Linked DNA regions of Homo sapiens: region 1 is linked to region 2. The links are chromatin contacts, found by Hi-C or POLR2A ChIA-PET in ENCODE. All regions are on one chromosome and are shown on one strand. The core of a region is the stretch at or near the end of the contact, and the rest is flanking DNA. Distances in the headings are between cores, read along the strand shown. Region 1 holds the start of FNDC5 (fibronectin type III domain containing 5). Region 2 holds the start of NHSL3 (NHS like 3).

Region 1 (6,247 bases), core at 173-2,672, 130 kb before region 2:
GGGGGCACTGAGGGGATGGGCAGGAAAATTCTGCTGCTCAACAAGAGCCCCTAAGCTCGCTTCCATCTCACCCCTTCCAAGGTGACCAAGGAGGAACACAGGGCCAGCGAAGGAGTCCTGGGTGGGCATAAGGAGAGGAGGGTTGTCTATCGCTCCTCTTGACCCACTGTGTGAATCTGCACCAAGCTCTTCCCATCGGTAGACCTCACTTCCTTAATGTAAAACCAGGGGGATGGAGAGGAAGACCCTGAAGACGTTTCTGTGGCAGAACTTTGCAAGACGTCTCCTTTCCAAAGAAAATTAGCCCTTCCAGGGCTTCTGGAAAACCTTTAAGACCCAAAGGAATGCCCCGCTAGTAGTGGAATTTCGGATAGTCGTGGGAGGGGGCTCAGGGGTTCTTGCTGAGACAAAAGGCCCTGAGCCCTGGTCCATGCCTCTCTCCTCCACCTTGTTTCTCTGGCTGAGATGAGGGAAGGGGGCTGGAGCCACTCCCCTTCTCAGAGATGCTCTTAGAGATTGCTGCAGACTGTTTTCTGGCTGGGGAGGAGCTGGCCCCGGCCAATTCTAGAGTCTCACGAATCTCCGGATGGGTGAAGTCACTCTGGGTGGGGAGACAGTTCAGTTAAGCACAGCTTTGGGAGTCAGATCAGCCTGTGTTCAAATCCTGGCTCTGCTGCGGGTCCCTGGACAAGTCAAGTAGCCTGTCCAAGCTGCAGGCTCCTCCTGTGCAAAGTGTGCAGAGTATGACTTTACAGGGTTGCCCTGAGAATTAAGCCACATAATGCAAAGAAAGCTCAGCATAGTATCTGGCCCCTGGTAGACGCTCATTACTGCCCTCACTATGGGGATGAAAATGAAGGAAAAGGACTGGCCTGGGGTCACAGAGCTGGACTCTCCAGTGAGACAGAGCAGCCTCTTCCCAACCCCACTGGAAACACGGAGCCCTAGTGTCCACTTAGCACTCTCTGCTCACCCCAGCCTTACTGTGATCTCTCCCCTCTGCTCCCGTCTGCCCCAGCCGCAAGGCCTCGGGTCTACCGTGGAATGAGGGGATCCCTAGGCCCAGGGAAGGGAGGCGCGCTTAGGGGTGGGGGCACAAACGGGCATCTCGGTGGCACTTGTCCTCTCTCTACCCTGGGAAAGGGCAGAAAGCGGCAGCCAAGTCAGGGCTGTGCACGGGAGAGAGAGTGACCGCGGCGGGGGCGCGGAGAACCCCGCTGGGCTCCCGCTCGGTGAGAGGGCGGGAGCCGTGGGTCCGCGAAGCCCCTTCCTCCCCGGCAGAGGACCTAATAGGCAGCGGGGGCGGGAGTGGGGGCGCCCTCCGGTCCTCACCCCGCCCCCGCACCTCTCCCCGCAGCGGGGGCGCCCCGCCCCCCGGGCGCCCGACGTGGACGCGGCCGCCGCCACCGCCGCCGCGCGGGAGTCGCTGTCCGCGGAGCCGACATGCAGGCGGCTCGGGGCGGCGCAGGGCGGCCGGAGCGGCCGGGCCGGCCGGGCCGGGGGCCGGAGCGCGAGCGCGAGCGGCCGCCGGGCGCCGGAGCCGCGTCCCCCTGCGCCGCCCCGGGCCTGCCGGCCGGAGGAGCCACCATACACCCCGGGTCGCCGAGCGCCTGGCCGCCCCGCGCCCGCGCCGCGCTCCGCCTGTGGCTGGGCTGCGTCTGCTTCGCGCTGGTGCAGGCGGGTAAGGGGGCCCGGGGCGGGGGGCCGGCGCCGGGGCAGGCTCCTCTCGAGCCCAGCTACCTGGGAGTCCCCTGGTCCTTTCTCTGCCCCCTAGGGACTCCTGTCTCGGCCCAAACACTGCTCCCCTAACCCAGCCCCCAGCGTCTTCCTACCTCCTTGACCCCCAGACCTGTCCTTCAGTTTCCAAATCTCCCCTGTCACCTCAGCCCTGGGTTTCCTAGGGTCTTGTGGTCCCCAGTCCCCTAATCCCATTCCCCTAACCCCAGGTCTTTGCCTCAGCTTCCCTAGCTCCCTTCTTTGACCCAGGGAGCAGCTGAGGACACCAGTTCCCCCACCTGGGCCTCTCTCTGTGTCCCCAGGACCTCTCAAAGCCCTGCAAGCCAACTCTGCAGGGGCAGATGGGGTCCCGCTGTGCAGGAGCACGTGTGAAGGGGATGGGGGCTGGCACCTGAGGGCGCAGGGCGTGGGGTGGGCCCCGGCACCCCTGATCTGGTACAGTGTCTGGCCTGCCCCATGGGGCCGGCCCGTCCTTGCCCAGCCTCTCCTGCCACTCTGTCTTTGTCCCTCCTGGCTGCCGCTGCCCGGCTCATCTCTCCCTCCGTGGCTCGGGGAGCGCTCTCTCGCAGCTGTCTTTCTCAGATGCCCCACTTCTCTGTCCTCTGGTTCTGTGTCTGCCACCACCTGTCTGTGTCCTGTCTCTCCACCTCCCCCTCCATGTCTGGCTCTGTCTCCCTCAGGTCCCAGGCCCAGCCCCCTGGGTCTCAAGTTCACTCTCTGTGGGGTGAGGGGTGCTGCTCAGGCGCAGCTCTGCCCCGTGCTGCACCTGCCCCTTGGAAGATACTGAGCCTTATGTGACTGCACTGCCCCTCTCCTGGACGGTTTTCCTCACTGACCCCCACTATCCCTATCACTCTCACCCCCACTTCCCTCCTGTCTCTTCTGGAGTGATTCCTCATTCATCCTCTTCCCCTACCTGTTCTCTCCTCTCCACTCGCCATGGAGGGGCCCTGCTCTGAGTGACCCCATCTTCCCCTGCCACCTCCCCACCTGCATCTTGGGGCTGGAAGAGCATGGATAAGAGGCTCACACAGACTCTTCCGCAGGCTTTATTCTGCCTGGGCCACCACAGCTCTGAGGATACTTCTGTTCTCCTCACTCCCAGTCCAGGGCTCACCCCAGCCTGACACTTCTCGATCTCTGGGTCTTTCTCCTTCGCGCAAGGTCACTCATTGGACAGGGCAGTATTGTCAAAAGAGCACTGGACTGGGGAGTCCTTTTGTCTGCTTTTCATCAGCTAACCTTCAGTTTCTGTCCACCTATGTCCCCTACATAACTCTCTCCACAACTCTAACCACCCATCCCTTAGATAGGGCCCCGGCCCAGGCCCATCACTTTGAGCCTTGGACCCCTCATGGGGCCGGCCTGTGGCCAGCAGGGGCTTCCGTCCCAGTCATGAGGAGCCTGGGGCCTCTTGGGCTTGGTTCTTCAACCCACTGAAGAGCTGAGAGCCATGTCACTGGACCCCACTTGAGGCCTTAGTTTCTTCCTTCCCCTCCTGCATGGCCTTCCCCAGGTTTCCCCTTCTTACTTATGAGACAGTGGGTCTGGGCCTCACAATAGGGGATGCTCAGGCTTAGGTGCCTCCCCGTCCCCCAGACAGTCCCTCAGCCCCAGTGAACGTCACCGTCAGGCACCTCAAGGCCAACTCTGCAGTGGTGAGCTGGGATGTTCTGGAGGATGAGGTTGTCATCGGATTTGCCATCTCCCAGCAGGTAATGCTCCACTGTCCTTAGGAGGGAAGGACACATCAAGACAGTAGTGGCAGATGGGGGTAGGAGTGTGGCAGTGGTGGTGATGGAGAAATAGAAAGGAAATAGGAACTTGGGGCAAGGGAGATGAACAGCAATTTGGACATATGTCTGAAAATTGGGGCCCCATTCAGACATATGTCTGAAAATTCTCTAGAAGAGAATCAGTCAGTGAGGGAGGGTTTGGGAACTTTCAAGTGGAACACAGAAATTAAGGTTTTGATCTCAGAGACATCTGCATTTAGGACCTAGCTCCAGTGCTTACTAGATGTGTGGCCTTGGGCAACTTCCCCAACCTCTCTGAACCTGTTTCCTTCCCTGTAAAATGGAGATATTGATAGCGGAGGTGATGGAATGATGAAGATTGTGTATGTAAAGGCTTTGTCACCACTGGGAGGTGGGCAGGAGCGGGGCTGGTCACCGAGTGTTGACAGCAGTGACCGGCGCTTGTCTGCAGAAGAAGGATGTGCGGATGCTGCGCTTCATCCAGGAGGTGAACACCACCACCCGCTCATGTGCCCTCTGGGACCTGGAGGAGGATACGGAGTACATAGTCCACGTGCAGGCCATCTCCATTCAGGGCCAGAGCCCAGCCAGCGAGCCTGTGCTCTTCAAGACCCCGCGTGAGGCTGAGAAGATGGCCTCCAAGAACAAAGGCAGGCCCGGGTCACTGTTAAGAGGAATGGGGTGGGGTGAGGGGTGGTCAGGACCAGACCAGTGGGTGGCTTGAGGAAAGCTCTGTCTCCTCCCCCTTATCCCCTGCTGGCAAGTAAAGCAGTACCTGAGAGAGGGTTCACGCTAGTCCCTGACAAGACGCTGAGCATATAAACTCCCTTTAGACTTGGTCCTATCACTGCCACCCCAAGTAGCCATCAGTGCATTCTAGAATGTATGTTAGATGTGTGGGCACCTGTAGAAATCAGCACTGTTGTCTTGGGCTTGGCCCTAGAGGAGTGGCTGAGGGAGGAAAGGAGTGCTGGATCTAGTGTCTCTCTCCCTGCAGATGAGGTAACCATGAAAGAGATGGGGAGGAACCAACAGCTGCGGACAGGCGAGGTGCTGATCATCGTCGTGGTCCTGTTCATGTGGGCAGGTGAGTCTGGCCTCCGAGACCTTCTTCTTCCCTCAGATTCTGGGAAATGGAGGACTCTGACCAGCCCCTTCTCTCATGAAAAAAAGGGTAAGGGGTTTGGACATCTCTAAGGTGAAAAGTCTCCAAGTCCTGCCAACGACAGTTCTGGGAAACAGATCTGACCCCTTCTCTACCTCACTCTTCACCAAAAAACCAGCATATTGTTAGCTGCCTTATAGGATTAGATGAGTACTTGCCTTCGCCCTCCCTCAGAAGAGGTTCAGCTTCTTGGGGCTGGACACTTCCACAGGCCTTTTACCTCTGGTCATGGCCACAGCCTTTTTTTCTTCTGGGGTGCTGTGCCTCCAGGGGTCCAGGCCTGGGAAGCTCAGGGGAAGTCACTGCCTGGCCTGGGGACATTCTCCTAACCTACTCACCCTTCTAGACCCAGCCACCATGGCTGTGAGACAGCCACCGTGAAAACTCCCTCAATCCATCCATTAGAATGGCCCTCCTGCTTCCACACCCCCACCGCATACTGTTCACTCCTCTCTTTAGCCCTTCTTTAACCCTCTCTTTAGCCCTTGTGTTAGTTCGTTCGGCTCATGTCTCTCCTTTACCTGTGGTCTGTGAGCTCCCTGAGAATGAAGACCAAGTTTTTTTTTGTTTGTTTTGTTTTTTGAGACAAAGGTTTTGTTTTTTGAGACCCAGGTTGGAGTGCAGTGGTGCAATCATAGCTCACTGCAGCCTTGACCTCCTGGGCTCAAGTGATCCTCATGCCTTAGCCTCCTGAGTAGCTGAGACTACAGACATGTGCCACCATGCCTGGCTAATTTTTTATTTTTTGTAGAGATAGGGTCTTGCTATGTTGTCCAGGCTGGTAAAGGCCAAGTTTCATTCATCTTTGTACTCAATTCAACCAGCATTTACTGAACAATCACTCCAGCCCAAACAGTAGTGCTACAATCATGACTAAGAAGACCCCTCTGCTTGCAAAGAACTATCTGGGCGAAGCCAGGCCCAAACTTTTCTTTTTTCTTTTCGTTTACTCTTCTTTTTTCTTTTTCATTTTCTTGGGCTGAACTTAAACTATAATCCAGTGTGATGAGTGCTATGATAGTACCATGTAGGAGAGCAGAGGAGAGGGAATAACTGTGGGTTAGAAATCAGGAAAAACACAGAGAGGAGATAACATGGGAATTGAGCTTTGAAGGATAAATAGGAGTTCACCAAGCAGCCAAAAGAGGAATAGTGTTCAGGGCATGGTGTGTTCAAGAAACAAAGTAAGCTCAGTCTGGTTCAGGGCAGCTGCAATCCAAGAAAGAAGGTAGAACGTGGGGGAGTAAAGGATGGTGAGGCTGCAGACTGGAGTCTTTTGAGGGATTTGAATACCATGCTAAAGCTTTATTACCATGGTGGTTGAGAAAGGCAGGCTGTATTGTAGAAGCATTTGGGAAAAAAATGCTCCTTAGGCACACAGAAAAACAGGCACTTGGAAAAATGAGGGAAAAACAAAGGGTTGTACAAAAGAGGAGGTTTGCTTATGGTGCGTTATTAGATTTGGCACAGACAGTATTTATATAATCATAACAATATAAACATAGCGAATTAACCCAAAATTGTGATGTAATTTTGTTAGGATAATAGGGAGGGAAGTAGAGGAAGTTGTTATGCTTTATCTACCATG
Region 2 (6,348 bases), core at 3,302-5,801:
ATCTGCTGGGCTCCAATCCTGGCATCTGTCCCAGAAACACTTCCTACCCACACACTTGTCTAGAGTCCAGGTGATATTTCTGGAAGATATGGATTCCTGTTTGTTTTTGTTTTTTTTAACTTGTTCTTTTTTGTTTTTTTTTTTTTTTTTGAGCTGGAGTCTCGCTCTGTCGCCCAGGCTAGAGTGCAGTGACGCGATCTCGGCTCATTGCAAGCTCCGCCTCCCGGGTTCACTCCATTCTCCTGCCTCAGCCTCCCAAGTAGCTGGGACTACAGGCGCCCGACACCACACCTGGCTAATTTTTTGTATTTTTTAGTAGAGACAGGGTTTCACCATGTTAGCCAGGATGGTCTCAATCTCCTGACCTTGTGATCCGCCCGCCTCAGCCTCCCAAAGTGCTGGGATTACAGGCGTGAGCCACCGTGCCTGGCCTGTTTTTTTAACTTTTTCTTATGTCTGAGTCCTCCTGTGGGACAAAGGTGAGACTCTATCCTCTGTGAATCCCCCTCAATAATCATCATCATCATGGGCTGTTTTCCAAACATGGATCAGGGTGAACTTAACTAATGCTCAAGTCCTCAGCAGCATAACAACAGCAGAAACCTGCTGCCAGCTGCACCATGCTCCACAGTTCACAACGCACTTGCATGTCTGTTAGCTCATTTGATCCTGGAAAGGCCCCTATAAAGCTAGGATTTATTATCCCTATTTTACAGATAAGGATACTGAGGCTTGGAGGGGTGAATAACCTGCCAGCATCTTGTAGCTTGAGAGGGGCAGACCAGGGAAGCAGAGTTGTCCATTTTTTTTTTTTTTTTTTTTTGAGACCTAGTCTCGCTCTGTCGCCCAGGCTGGAGTACAGTGGTGCAATCTCGCCTCACTGCAACCTCCACCTCCCGGGTTCAAGCGATTCTCCTGCCTCAGCCTCCTGAGTAGCTGGGATTACAGGCACGCGCCACCACGCCCAGCTAATTTTTGTATTTTTAGTAGAGACAGGGTTTCACCATGTTGGTCAGGCTGGTCTTAAACTCGCGACCTCATGACCCACCCACCTCAAACTCCCAAAGTGCTGGGATTACAGGTGTGAGCCACCACGCCCAGTCAAGCAAAGTTGTTCTTAGGCCCAGAGCCCATTCCTTCCAGACTGGGTCGTTAGAGCTCAGGTGACTAAACTTATAAACACAGGCATAGCAACCCCTTGCATTTCTATGGTTACTTCTCTTTAATATAATTTTCTTTTTTTTTTCTTTTTTTTTTTTCTGAGTCTCGCTCTGTTGCCCAGGCTGGAGTGCAGCGGTGCAATCTTGGCTAACTGCAACCTCCGCCTCCCGAGTTCAAGCAATTCTCTTGCCTCAGCCTTCCGGGTAGCTGGGACTACAGGTGCACGCCACCTTGTCTGGCAAATTTTTTGTATTTTAGTAGAGACGGGGTTTCACCGTGTTGCCCAGGCTGGTCTCGAACTCCTGAGCTCAGGCAATCTGCCCGCCTCGGTCTCCCAAAATACTAGGATTACAGGCATGAGCCACCACGCCCAGCCTTTAATATAATTTTCATATGCTCTCTTGTGAGAATCTTGGTGAGACAGAAAGGTCACAGCCCATCAAGGCAATGTCCAGCCAGAGGATTCCCCCTTTCTTCCCCACAAGACAGTGGTGGAATCAGGGAGCCCACTGAGAAGTTGCTCATCCTACATCATGGGGCTTGCTAGTAGCTGGGCCAGGATTTAAACTCTCATTGGCCTGATTCTGATACTCTCCCCACTCTATCAAGTTCCCTCACTTCTCTCTCTGGGCCATTTCCCATCTGTAAAGTGAGTTGAACAAGAAGATCTTCAAGCCTTACCTGCTGCTCTATGTCCTTGGGAGAGTCATGAAAACAGTCCCGATTTTTGAGGCAGGTGATTTGAGTTTAAATCCGTTTGGTCAAATCAGTCACTCACTGTCCCTGAGCCTCAATTTTTTCATCTGCAAGTAAGATCTTGACATATTCAGACTAATCAATAAATGTCAGACTTCCTCTCTTCTTCTAAGTTTGTGCAGGGTAGTGAGGTCAGCAAGGGAATCATGGAAGACTGGTGCTCAAAACTCCATGACAAGCTCAGTTTTTCCATCTTAAAGTAGGAGAGTCAGATTAGAGGAATCAAGACCTGCCTCTCATAGGTCTTTGAGCCAGAGATTGGAATGGAGGAGATAATGACTTCCCCAGCAAAGATCCCTGACCTCCCAGGAATCTCCTGTGTATCCCTCCTCCCCACCTCTCCCAATCTCCATTCTGAACATTCTCCCTGAAAGAGTTAAGCCTTCTGCAGGCTTCCCGTTCCTGGCCAGCGTTGCCAGTGGAGATTAGTGGGATCAGATTTATTTCTCTTAATAAACAGAAAAGAAGTTGGGCCAGGCAGGTGACAAGGAAACAGTTGCAATAATAGGAGGCTGGAGTAAAAGGGAACAGGACTTCCTCCAGTCATACCCAGGGCCACCTCCAGACCTGGAGAAACAACAGCCAGGGGCAAGGAGGTGTTACCCATGCACGTGGGCTCAAATCAGGCCGACATGCTGCCCAGAAAGCCCAGAGCCACCTGATACCAAACACAAGGCAAGAGGGAGGCCTGGCCACTGACCCAATGAACCCAAACCCAGGCTGTTGGAGCAGTGACCTACAGGCTCAGCTTTTCCAGCCCCCTGCCTTCCAGGCTGGTCTCCCAGAGGAAAAAGGTCCATTGCCCTGGAGTATACACTGCTAGTCCACTAGCCTTCTGCCTGCCAATCCTGACAGTCTGACCACAATACATCCTGCTGCAATGCCCTCTTGAATGAGACGGGGATGACTTCAGACTGAATCCCAGTGGGGCAGCCCTGGGACAGACTCCATGTCCTGTTAGGACTGCAGAGGCTTTGGAAACACCCCTCACCCAAATCCAGTCCTCCCTCAGGGTTTGGCCCAGTCACCCCAGCCCCAGCACCCTCACTTCTATGTGTGGCTGTGCCGCAGGGAAGCAGGGCCCTTATCCAAAAGGAAGATCAAGCCGGATACAATCACACATGAGGCTTTCCACCCTCTTCCTGACCCCTAAAGTGTTCCTTCTAACTCTCCCAGAAGAGGTGGTTAAAGGACACTGGGAGGGTAAACACAGGCAGAATGGGATGGGCCCGCACACCCAGCCATTTCCTCACCTCCAGCACTGCAGCAGCAGTCTAGGAAAGGTGGACTTCCCAGGACAGCAAGCCCCAAGGGAGCTCCACCCTCTTGCAAAGACTCAAGCCCTCCCCATCAAAAGGAAGACAGAAACTGGAAAATGAGGGAAGGCCCAAGAAAGGAACTGAAAATGACCCCAGCAGGGATGGGCCAGGTCGGCTTCCCCGCCTTTCAGGCTGCCCGTCCAGGCCAGAGGAGGAGCCCAGGGACTCAAATTCAGAAAGACTGAGAATTAGCTGTTGAATTTTAAGTACCCACCCCAGCCCAGGTACAGCCTCTCCACTGAGCTTGGGCCTCAGTTTCCCCCATCTGTAAGCACACTTCCGACACTGGCATGTTTCTCCAGGGCTGGAAGAAGGAGTGATAGGGAGGGGCGGGTTGGTTCACCTTGGTGAGCTCACTACCCCAGGAGGTGATGTTTGTGGCCTGGCCCAGGTGAGCGTTGAGGGAGGCCAGGTGGGAAAAGCCAGCACTGTTAAGAAGCTAAGGCAGGGCACACTGTGCTCCATGTGAGGTCCTTTGTGGGGCTGGAAATCCAGATCCAGCTGGAGCTGAAACTCTTTGTGAGTGCGGTTGACCTTCCAGACCCAGAGGGTCCCCACCAGAGACCCAAGGCCACCTGTCTCTCCCATTGGCCACAGGCCAGCGTTAAGTCTCTGACCCCCTGACTCAGCAGAGGGCAGAACCTCGGTGAGCCTGGGGGAGGGGGAATCGCCTCACCGCCCTGGAGTCGGGCTACCAGCACTTCCTGCTCTGCCAGGGGATCCCTGCCCCAGCCGGGGGTCCCCTCCCCTCACAGCGGGGCAGGACTGGGTCTGGAAACTGCGGAAGGCAGCGCAGGGTGGAAGTGTTCGGACTCAGCCCTGGCCTCTTCGCTTTCCAGCACCAGCTCCTGGGGGTCACCCCCCTCCAACACGCCGCGCGCGGACCCCCGGCAGAGCCCCCTCGGCCGCACCCTCGACGCCCCCCCGCGCTCAGCCCAGGTGCCGACCGCCTTACCTCGGCCTTTGCCCTTGGCCCTCTTGGCCTTGTCCTCCGCCTTCTTGGCCCGGGGGGCGGCCGGTTCGGCGCCCTCGGCCCCCGCCGCCTTCTTCTTGCGCCGCTTGCCCCGCAGCCAGCTGAAGGCGCGGCGGAGGCCGGACGCGCCGGAGCGGGACTTCTTCCTGCGCGGGGGGCCGCCCGGGTTCCCCGGCTCCTCGGCCGCAGGTGCGGCGGGGGGCGCGCGGGCCGCCATGGCAGGCGGGGGCGGAGCGGGCGGCGGGTCAGGCCCCCTGCGGCGCGGTGCCCATGCCGGGGGCGGCCGCCGGGGACGCGCGCCCGGAGAAAAGTTTGGGCGGCGGAGGCCGAGCGGGCGCGGAGAGCGGACGGCGGGAGCGGCGCGGGAGGGGCCGGCCGAGCGGCGGGCGGGGCGCAGGCCGGCGGGGAGGGAAGGAGCGGGGCGGGAGCGGCCGCAGGGCGGGAGCGCCGCTGCCTGCGGCCCCTCCCCGCCTCCCCCGGTCCCGGCGGAGGGCGAGGTCCAGTCCCGAGAGGAGGGGGTCCCGGGAGCCCGGGGTCGTGCCCCCCGCTGGGGCCCGAGAGGGCGGGTCGTGGGGCCGCCCGGGAGGGGGCGGCACTGAGGTTCCGTCCCGCAGGGGGCACCGCGGGAGATCTGTTCGGAAGAGGGTGGTATGGGGTGGGGACGGAAAGGGGAAGGGCGCAGGAAAGGAGGAGCGAGAGGCTGGGGTTGGACCCCAGGAGACTTGGTATCCCAAGTTTGGGCTGGGAATAGACAGGGGATTCTGGAATATTTTTTCCTGGAATAAGGGAATTTGGAGAATTCCTTCCAAGCCCCGACAGTGTTGGGGCGCTTGCGCCAGGAATAGAGGCTTCAGACACGTCCAAGACCTGTGACCCGCAGTGGGCATTTCCCTCCCATCTGCTGACTGGGGTCGCCTCCTCGCTCTTTACCACACCTTCCAGGCTCCAACCATCTTCGGTGTGCAGCGGGGGCCCAGGTCCACTGTGTTCCTGCCTCACCCTTTGGTGGCAAGATGAGGATAGCCCTTCCTCCGTTTACCCTTGGACTAGGATTTGAGGCCCCAGGGCACTCCTGCCTGGACCAGGAGTTCCCACTGAGATGCTCAACACTAATTAGGGTTGAACTCTGGGCAGGTGAGAGGTGTGACTGGGAGGCTGGTAGGAAAGGAAACATTAAGAATCCTGAAATTGCTGTACTCATTGCCTACAGGCCTCTGGGTCTATTACAGCTGACCAAGCCCTTTTATATCATCTGATCCCACGACAACGGAAATGGAGGCCAGAAGGGGACAGAGGTGGTCAGCGGGAGAGGAGCCAAGATGGTCATCTGGGTTTTGTCTCAGGCTGGTCCAAGGCTTCAAACCCTAAGGACTAGAAATTGCGCTGGGGACCAGCTGTGGGTTCAGCACCCTTGAACCTCCTCCGTCAGTCCCCAGAAGGGCCTTGTGATGTCCATACCAGTGGGGTGGCCAGAATCACCCAATCTGACTCTGGTCACACGGCTTTCTCTTGGTCCTGGTCTCCACGAGGGCAGGGGCCCATTTGTCTGGGCCACCCAGCCCAGTCAGCCCCGGCGCACTGTAGATAGCACTCACCATAACATTGCAGGATTACTAGAGTGCAGTGGGATCTCCCTAACCTGCCTTAGCCCCCTGCATGTCCCCAGGGGCTCAGCTGTGGTGAACCTGGGACATCATTGACACTCTCCCACCTGGGGGCCCTGGGGCAGACCACCCAGTGTCCATGCTGGGCCTCAGTTTCTTGTCTAACCACCATTCATTCAGATCCAGCCCACAATCCCAGAGCACCCATTCTGGATCAGGAACCAGCCCTGTACTCTGGGTGCTCTTGGCCCAGCCTAGCACTCCTAAGAACCCAGCCTCTTCCTCTGTTAGTTGGTGAGGAAAGGGAATGTAGAGAATGCAGTTTTCAAGAGAAAAGTGTTACAGGTGCCAGGCATGGTGGCTCAGGCCTGTATTCCCAGCACTTTGGGAGGCCCAGGCAAATGGATCACCTGAGGTCAGGAGTTTAAGACCAGCCAGACCAACATGGTGAAACCCGGTCTCTACTAAATACAAAAACTTAGCTGGGTGTGGTGGTGCATGCCTGTAGTCCCAGCTACTTGGGAGACTAAGGCAG

What was found. Hi-C counts contacts between places; a loop is a spot of excess contacts on that map. ChIA-PET counts read pairs that join two places held with the same protein, here RNA polymerase II (POLR2A). Pooled maps may share reads with other maps.
Region 1: a loop to region 2 is called in a map with no recorded cell type, with 2.3 times the contacts of the local background. The contact joins the promoter of FNDC5 here to the promoter of NHSL3 in region 2. A Hi-C loop is called at or near these places in 1 of 37 single-sample maps with no recorded cell type and 3 of 50 pooled maps. POLR2A ChIA-PET finds 5 or more read pairs at or near these places in 3 of 52 experiments (A549, A673 and OCI-LY7).

What each region holds. Positions count from the first base shown.
Region 1 is chr1:32,866,087-32,872,333 of GRCh38, reverse strand. FNDC5 (fibronectin type III domain containing 5) reads left to right here and starts at 1,422. Exons shown (of 6, transcript NM_001441683.1): 1 at 1,422-1,681; 2 at 3,337-3,452; 3 at 3,946-4,144; 4 at 4,492-4,581. The coding sequence starts at 1,444. RefSeq lists an enhancer at 4,083-4,584.
Region 2 is chr1:32,740,033-32,746,380 of GRCh38, reverse strand. NHSL3 (NHS like 3) reads right to left here and starts at 4,551. Exons shown (of 7, transcript NM_020888.3): 1 at 4,192-4,551. The coding sequence starts at 4,426.